2 separate regions of the Homo sapiens genome follow, and region 2 is linked to region 1. Evidence: read pairs that join two places in POLR2A ChIA-PET (ENCODE). Cell type or tissue: CD4-positive, alpha-beta T cell. All regions are shown on one strand. Links, peaks and the distances in the headings refer to the core of each region. The heading gives the core; the rest is flanking DNA.

The links. Peaks named below come from ENCODE experiments on the same cell type or tissue, not always from the same donor. Only the 100,000 strongest peaks of a DNase experiment are listed, where the experiment ranks them.
Region 2: POLR2A ChIA-PET joins it to region 1 with 6 read pairs; 3 of 35 experiments call an interaction of 5 or more read pairs at or near these places.

Annotation. Positions count from the first base shown.
Region 1 is chr19:11,033,941-11,038,929 of GRCh38, reverse strand. It overlaps SMARCA4 (SWI/SNF related BAF chromatin remodeling complex subunit ATPase 4), which reads right to left. Exons shown (of 35, transcript NM_003072.5): 28 at 4,730-4,807; 29 at 3,798-4,016. Among named protein-coding and RNA genes, the nearest start is that of LDLR, 53 kb to the left of the region's middle. RefSeq lists an enhancer at 2,546-2,705. In CD4-positive, alpha-beta T cell, for the core only: CTCF peaks have their summits at 2,628 and 2,830 (motif pointing left); a DNase peak (open chromatin) is centred at 2,819.
Region 2 is chr19:11,225,719-11,229,718 of GRCh38, reverse strand. DOCK6 (dedicator of cytokinesis 6) reads left to right here. Exons shown (of 48, transcript NM_020812.4): 23 at 684-779; 24 at 2,242-2,382. Among named protein-coding and RNA genes, the nearest start is that of ANGPTL8, 12 kb to the left of the region's middle. In CD4-positive, alpha-beta T cell, for the core only: no CTCF peak of the experiment used is centred there; a DNase peak (open chromatin) is centred at 2,132.

The DNA of each region.
Region 1 (4,989 bases), core at 990-4,989:
TATTGTTGTTGCTATTTTAAATAACGCTATTGACAACTGACATTGTTTAAGACAGATTCCTCATGGTAAAACTGCTGAGAAGAACATGAATATGAACAATATTAAGAGAATCCCCAGGTATTAATTTTCAATGGTACTAATAACTTATCCCAATGGTAAAAAATGCAGCCGGGGAGCCAGGTGTCCAGGGAATCTGAGGCTGTGCCAGTGAGCTGGGCACTGTGCCTGGCGCTGAGGACAGAGCTGTGACTTGAACCAGCCAGGGCCCTTTCCCCTACCCTTGGAAGGAAGATGGTGATCAGACAGCAACACCCCACAAGTGGGGTAACAAACGTGTCAGGTGCCAGGAAGGAGGGAAGAGAGAGACACCAGAATGATGGAGCAGACATGTCTTAGAGAAGATGGGAAGCTGAGAGCCTGAGGGGCCCAGGAGGATGGAAGGCAACCGGGTCAAAGAAGCAGCATGGAGGGCACAGCAGGCAGGAGGCACCAGGAGAAGGCCCCCTGCAGACCCAGGGCGGAGCGGCGGGTGCCCCCCAGACTCATGTCTACCTGGAACCTCGGAATGGGACCTTCTTTGCAAATGAGGTCTTTACTTTTGGGATTAAGTTTTAAAAATTGTTCTTAAAAGACACAGAAGGGGACACAGAGGAGAAGTCCCCATGAAGACAGAGGCAGAGATGGGGTGACGCTGCCCCAAGCCAGGAGGCTTCTGGAACCATCAGAAGCTGGAAAAGCCAAGGAAGGGTCCTCTCCTAGGGCCTCGAAAGGAACACAGCCCTGCCCACACCGTGGGTTCAGACTTCTGGCCCAGAATGCAGAGAAAATAGTTCTGTTGCTTTAGGCTGCCACAGTCATGGCCATGTCCGATGGCGGCCATAGGAGCATTTTGAAGGCTTTGAGTTCACTTGGCAACAGATGGCTGCCAGAAAAGTGGTGCCAATTCCACAGCCAACAGTAGTGGGGAGACAGTGTTTTGTATAATATTTTTCACAACTGTGAATTTGAATATACTGTGTAATAAGATGGGCTCAATGGGAAAAAATAGTCTCTTCAACAAATGCTGCTGGGACAACTGGATTTCCAGTTGGATGGATGAAGATGGACCCCTACCTCACATCATGTATAAAATTTAACTCAAAATGGATCTTACATGGATCTACATGGAAGAGATCAAATTATAACCCTCCTAGGAGAAAAGACAGGGGCAAGTCTTCGTGACCTTGGATAGGCGATGGTTTCTCAGATACAACACCAAGGCACAGGTGAAAAAGAAAAATCGACTGTAAGTACAATGAAACACTTCTGTGCTTCAACGGATATCACGGAAGCGAAAAGAGAATGTGCAGAATGGAACAAAATATTTACAAATGATATCTGATAAGGCACTTGTAAATAACTTACAATTCAATATTAAGATAAATATATTTTAAATTTGGGTAAAGGATGATGTGACTAGACATCTCTTTCTAGAGGATACACAAAGGGCCAAGAAGCATATGAACAGATACTCCACACCATTAGCCATCAGGGAAATGCAAATCCAACCACACTCAGATGGCACTTCATACGTGCTGGGATGGCTAGAATCAGCGGGCGAGGGAACAGCAAGGGTTGCTGAGGATGTAGAGAAAGAGGAATTCTCATACACAGCTGGTGGAACTGTGAACTGGCGTAGCCACCAAGGAAACCAGGCTGGGGTCCCTCAAAAGGTTAAATAGAGAACTAACATTGTTCCGGCAACTCTACGCCTAGGCACATATTAAAGAGAAATCAGATATTAAAGAGAAATCACATATTAAAGAGAAACGCGTGCACGCAAAAACGTGTACGTGAATGTTCACGGTAGTATTGTTTGTAATAGCCCGAAAGTGGATACAACCCAAGTGTCCATCAAGAATGGACAGAAAAACCGAATGTGACAAATCTGTACGAGGCAGGATTATTTCACCATCAAAGAATGCAACACACCTGCTGCATCATGGGTCAGCATGTTACATTGCGTGAAAAAAGCCTGACACCAAAGCATCCCACGCTGTAGGACTCCACTGACAGGAAACGCCCAGAACAGGTAAAACTATATGGACAGAAAGTACATCAGTGGTTGCCTGGGGCTGGGGAGAATCCATGAATTACCAGGAATGGCAAATCGGGGCAGGGCTTCTTTTGGGGGCGATGAGAATGTTCTAAAATGGACTGTGGTGAGAGATGCACAACTCTTGGATACACTGAAGATGATTGTATCATATACCCCAAAAGGGTGAACTGTATGGTATGTAAATTACACCTAGAAAAAAATGTACATAGAGCAGCCACGTATGAACTGATCTTAAATTTAAAAGGTACTCACTGCCTCAAATATGCAGGGCTGAGCTGGGCACCGTGGCTCATGCTCGTAATCCCAGCTACTCTGCAGGCCGAGGCGGGTGGATTGTTTGAGCCCAGGAGTTTGAGACCAGCCTGAGTGACACAGTGAGACCCCCACTTTACAAAAAATTTAAAATTAGCCAGGCGTGTTGGTGTGTACCTGTAGTCTGAACTACTCAGGAGGCTGAGGTGTGAGGATCACTTGAGCCCCCAGGAACTGGAGGCCAGCCTGGGTAACACAGCAAGACTTTGTCTTTATTAAAAAAGAAAAAAATGCAGGGCCGGTGACACTCATACAGCAGCCAAACAGCTCTGCTGTCACACAGGTCTGTGGCAGGGCTCACACTGTCTTTTCAGGGTTTCTCTTCTGGGTCCTGGAGCGCTGTGCTTGGGAGGCTGGCTGGGGAACAGGATGGCCTGTCTGTCACCTGGGCTCCTGGTGTGTTTCAACAGCGCCCTCTGGTGCACAGCTTGGCAGGCAAGCTCATGAGTCTGGGCTGCTGAGGTCCCAGGAGGGAACCGGGGCTGTTTGGCCACATGGGCTAGGCCACATGGCTCTTTCCTGGGTGTGGCACTTTGCATGGCATAGCCAAAAGCTGCCACCTGCCTTCTCGGAATTATTGCTTCAGGACATTTTTATGACACAACTTCAGGGATGGATTCTGAATCATCGTCTCTATAACTCAGAGCCCCTGAGCTGGGAAGGGGTCTGATCTGTCACCGTAACCCCAGTGAGGACATCAGTGCCAGGCATCTGTCACAGTGTGCCTTGGGCTGGGAAAGTTGGGTCGGGTGAAGCCCCAGGAGCACCGCACGACTGACTCAAAGACATCTGCAGCTGCTGTTGCAGGGCCAGCTGCCATCTGCTGAGAACGGGCCCTCACGTCAGCTCCACAAGCAACTGCCAGCCCCGTGCAGCACCTGCCAGGTTCAGAGGCCCTTGGGGGCTTGCCCTCTCCTCCCTCCCCATGACTGAGTCTCCCCAGCTCATGGGGGGGGACTTGCCCAAAGTGAGGCTGCCTGCAGCCAGCAGTGCAACGCTTTGCAGGGCGCCTCAATAGTCCATGATTCACCCTTGTGCCTCCCTCCTGGCAGGTACTGGGAAAGCCAGCAGTCCACTGAGATCAGCAACATGATTTTTAACCTCGGGAAGAGGTAAACCCTTTTACTTGAAAGACCAACCATAACCAGCAGCAGGTTTTGAGCTGCTCAGGAACCGTGGGTCCTTCTTGCATTCCAAGGCAGAGCCAAAAGGACCTGACCATCCCTGGCCCACATCGGAAGGCTCTCGGCTGCCTGCGGAGCCTGGCCAGGAGTGGCCCAAGGAAAGCATTTTGGACCCAGGCCTGAGTCCTGGCGGTGGGCCCTTTGTCTCCCCAGCCCTGCCTGGCGCTGGCCTGCGGCAGCTGCTGGGCCTCTCCAGCATGTACCTTGAGCCACTGCTTCTCCGTCAGTGAGTCGCTGTAGTCCACCTCCTTGCGGTGGCGGGAGCCACGGCCGAACATCTTCTCCTCCTCCTCCTCACAGGTCAGCCGCTCCACCTCCGCGTCGTCCTTGATGATCCACGAGGGGAGCTCGTCCTCCTCCATGAGGCGCGGCTTCCGCTTGGGGTTGCGGGCCTCCTCGCGCCTGCGGTCCAGGTCCATGCGCTGGTGGGCAGGGAGGCAACGGGAGAGGCATCAGCATGCAGGCACCAGGGGCACGCTAGAGCCAGAACACCGAGAGTTCAGAAGGGCCTTTCTCTGCCCGTGGGGCTCCACGCTGCTGCGAGAGTTAAACAGTAGCTCTCGATTTTTCAGTGGCTGACCTGGCCTGGCTCCGTCAGACCCTGACTAGAGGCTCTGCCTCAGGAGGCAGAGGAAACTCGAAAAGATGGAAGGTTGCACAAGAGGGCTGCAGACCCCAGCAGGGGGGCAGCAGCTGCGTGGCCCAGCGTTGGTGGAGGCATGAGGCCTGCGGGCCAAGGGGCCCCTGCTTGGGTGGCTTATTTCCTGTTTCCCACCCAGGGGCAAGGGGGCTCTGCGACTGAAGGCCTGGTCAGTCCCTTGGCCTTGGATAGGGCGAACTCCCTCTGAAAGGGAGTGCATGAAGCCCTGGAGAGCCCGTTAGAAAACAGAGCTGGTGGGGCAGGTCTCGGGTCACATGCAGAAGGCTGGGTGTGCATCTCGCCCTCCGATGCCATCCTCAGGAGACTGGGGGTGGAAGACGGGTCAGTCTGGAGGTGGGAGTGGGCTGCACTGTGAGCTGTCCCTGGCTCCCTGACCTGCTAGGGATACCACCATGGGCACTAGGACGTCTGCTTTGCTCCTGGTGGCAGCAGAGTGGGATGCCTGAACTGCCCCATCCAGCCTGCAGCGCTTACCATGAACAGATCAAACTCCTCCTCGTGCCGGGCGATCATCTGGTTGACGGTCTCGTCGTCGGGCACCTCGTCTTCCTCCTATAAGATTGCAAACTGTCAGTGCCGCTGAGGAGGGGCCGGGGTGGGCGGCGGCCGAGCTCAGAGGCGAGCGGCGGCGTCCGTGGGAATGAGCTGGTGGTCCCGGCACGGCTGCGGTGGATGGGGACCCACACGGCAGCGAAAGGCACACACACGCACACGCACACGCACGCTCCGTGGGA
Region 2 (4,000 bases), core at 1-4,000, 190 kb before region 1:
CCCACACACCTTGATCTTGACTCACCCAGCTCTCTCCAGCGACTCTTTTATTTGTCCCTGCCTCCACTGCCCCGTCTACTCCCACAGCACCCTGGCCATTCCAACCAGCCTCCCCTCCCAACCCACGCCGGCCCATCTCTCTTTCTTGCCTGTCCCCATTGGCATCCATGGCCCTGGTCCATCCATGTGGAAGCATTTCTCTCTCTATATTCACACTAACCTACCTCTTTTCCCCATCCCTGTCTGTGTGAACACGTCTTTCCTCCAACCACATACCCCTTCACCTCATCCACACTAACCTTCTCCTCGCCATCACATCCCATCATAGGCCATCGACTGCAACTCTAGCCGAGCCTCCTCCTACCTCGAGGGTTCCTCCTCGGCCCCACCAGCCACCCAGCTGAGACCCACTGTGCAGAAGGTAGTGGGGGGAGGTGCGGATGACGCTATTTTTGTCCTGGTCCCCAGCAAAGGGGTCCAGTGCTCCTCCCCCATCCAGAGTCCAGGGGGGTCTGGCGAGCCCAGGGAAAGGGCACTTCCACTCCTCTTGTCCCCCTCCTCCTGCCTGGCTCCTGCTGCACTAACCCCGAGCCCTCCAGCTGCATCTTCCCCTGGCATGTCTCCAGAGGGGGTACGGGAAGGGGTGGCACCTCGCACTCTGTGACCCCTGCCTCTGTCCCCAGCTGCTTCACGAGGAGCTGGCTCTGCAGTGGGTGGTCAGCAGCAGTGCCGTACGCGAGGCCATCCTCCAGCACGCCTGGTTCTTCTTCCAGCTCATGGTGAGACCCCCTCCTCCCTGCCTGGTGGCAAGAGACCCCCAGTGGAGCCCCTTCCTTTTTTAAAGAGAGAAGCCCCCTGGCCAGGCATAGTGGCTCACACCTGTAATCCCAACACTTTGGGAGGCCGAGGCGGGCGGATCACGAGGTCAGGAGATCGAGACCATCCTGGCTAACACGGTGAAACCCCGTCTCTACTAAAAATACAAAAAAAAATTAGCCAGGAGTGGTGGCAGGCGCCTGTAGTCCCAGATACTCGGGAGGCTGAGGCAGAAGAATGGCGTGCACCCAGGAGGAGGAGCTTGCAGTGAGCCGAGATCGTGCCACTGCACTCCAGCCTGGGCGACAGAGCGAGACTCTGTCTCAAAAAAAAAAAAAAAAAGAGAGAAGCCCCCTGAAATTGCACCTGAGATATTTGAGAAATGGCCCCAAGAGACCCCCCCCCACAACCTAGGGAGGTGAGAGGCACTTAAGGTGGTGTCTCCCTGGAGAGACTGTACCTGAAACCACCTTTAGAGAGAGCCACCCTTCCCCATGAGACTCTTTAAGGAGAGAAACCATTAAGAGACCCTCACCTAGACAGGAGACCTGCATCCTGCAGGAGATATTCCTGGATAGAGAGAGAAAGCTGTGGTCAGGCACAGTGGCTCACGCCTGTAATCCCAGCACTTTGGGAGGCCGAGGCGGGTGGATCACTTGAGGTCAGGAGTTTGAGACCAGCCTGGCCAACATGGTGAAACCCCATCTCTACTAAAAATACAAAAGTTAGCCGGGCGTAGTAGTGCGTGCCTGTAATCTCAGCTACATGGGAGACTGAGGCAGGAGAATCGCTTGAACCCAGTAGGCAGAGGTTGCAGTGAGTCAAGATTATGCCACTGCACACCAGCCTGGGTGACGGCAAGACTCCATCTCAAAAAAAAAAAAAAAAAAAGAGGGAAAGCTTTCTGATCAAGGTAAGACACATCCCTAAAACTCTTCAATAGGTTATTTGAAGCCTCCTTCCCAGGGCCTGCTGGCTGCATCCCCTCTGGGCCTCCAATAAAGCTCCCTTCAAATCCAGTGCCTCAAGCCCCACCCTTTGTCCCACCTCTGACTTGCCCTGGGGAGACCCGCATAAGCCCCTCCCACATCCTCTCAGCCTTCCCACTCTCTACACTTTGCCTGGGATGCTCACAGGATCTGCCCACGGCTTTCTTAAGCCCCATCCATAGGTCACAAGCCCCACCCACATCCCTCAGGCCCCAGCTTCTACCTGCAGCTACAGGGCTCAAACCTACCTTCAGCCCACCTCCATTGCTAATAAAGCCCCGCCCCTCCTGTCAAGCCTCCTCCACCCACAGCCCTTCAAGCCCCACCCACAGTCCTTCAAGCCCCACCCACAGCCCTTCAAGCCCCACCCACAGCCCTTCAAGTCCTACCCACAGCCCTTCAAATCCCACCCACAGCCCTCTCACCCCACCCCCAGGTGAAGAGTATGGCGCTGCACCTGCTGCTTGGCCAGCGACTAGACACACCCCGCAAGCTGCGCTTCCCCGGACGCTTCCTGGACGACATCACTGCCTTGGTGGGCTCTGTGGGCCTGGAGGTCATCACCCGTGTCCACAAGGTGAGAGATGCAGGGTCTCAATGTGGGAAGAAACCTGAGGGAGGACATAGAGCCAGCCAGGTGGGGGCGCCAATCCTGCCCAGTGTCTCCTGGCCGTAAGACCAGGAATCCACTTTGCTGGGTGGATCCGTTCATTCATTGTCTGTTTCTTAAGTGCCTGTAACGTGCACAGCCCTGTGCTGGGTGTAGCAATATAACAATAAACAAAACAGACCCAAATCCTTACCCTTGTGTAGCTTTTAAGGGGAGACTTGAAGAAAGTAAGGGATCATTCCATGCAATGTCTGGGGAAAGAGCATTCCAGGCAGGGGGAATAGCAGGTGCAAAGGCCCTGAGGCAAGACCATGCTTGGGCTAACAGTAGAGCAGTAAGGATGGCTAGATTGTAGTGAATGAGGAAGGAAATGAGGGTTGGTGGGAGCGGGGAAGTGACAAGGCAGATCCATTAACCCTTAGCACAGTCAGAGTATACAGCAAGTGCTCAATAAATGGATGTTGATGTTCTGAGACCCTGACAGTGGACTTGTTCAGGCCCTGGATTACCAATTCCAATGCCCTCAGGGGCTAGGCAGGCAATACTAATCATAATAGTAATAATATGGAGCATTTATTGAGCACTTACTGTATATCTAAGCATTTTATGTGGATCGTATCATTTTTTTGTTGTTGTTTTTTTTCTGAGACAGAGTTTCACTCTTGTTGTCCAGGCTGGAGTGCGATGGCGCAATCTTGGCTCACCACAACCTCCGCCTCCCAGGTTCAAGCGATTCTCCTGCCTCAGCCTCCCAAGTAGCTGGGATTACAGGCATGCACTACCACGCCCAGCTAATTTTGTATTTTCAGTAGAGACAGTGTTTCTCCATGTTGGCCTGGCTGGTCTGGAACTCCTAACCTCAGGTGATCTGCCCGCCTTGCCCTCCCAAAGTGCTGGGATTACAGGCGTGAGCCACCGCGCCCGGCCTTGGATCGTATCATTAAATTCTCACAACAACCCATGAAGTTAGTATTATTGTTATCTCCATTTTACTGATGGGGAAACTGAGGCATCGAATGAGTGGTAGCTTAACCTTGTACCACACGACTGAGAAGGGGCAGAATGAGGCTTTTGAATCTGAGCCACCAGCTCCAGACCCCTCACTGTCAATACCAGTTTCAGCTGGGAAAGTGGGGCTTATGGTGGAGCAGAGGGCAGATGTCCCACCTAACAGGGGTGACCATCACTCAATCCAGCCAACAGAAACCCTGCAGGAATGTGGCTCAGCTATGTCCAGATTGGCTGTTTTTGTTTTTGTTTGGAGATAGGGTCTTGCTGTGTTGCCCAGGCTGGAGCGCAGTGGTGCGATCATAGTTCACGGCAGCCTTGACCTCCTGGGCTCAAGGGATCCTCTCTCCTCAGCCTCCCAAGTAGCTGTGACCAGAGGCACAAGCCAACATACTTGGCAATTTTTTTTTTTTTTTTTTTTTTTTTTAGTAGAGTCAGGGTCTCACTATGTTGCCCAGACTGGTCTCCAACTCCTGAGCTCAAGGGCTTCTCCCACTTTGGCTTCCCAAAGTGCCGGGATTACAAGCGTGAACCATGCCTGGCCAGATTGACTGGGGTTTTTTTGTGTGTGGTTTTG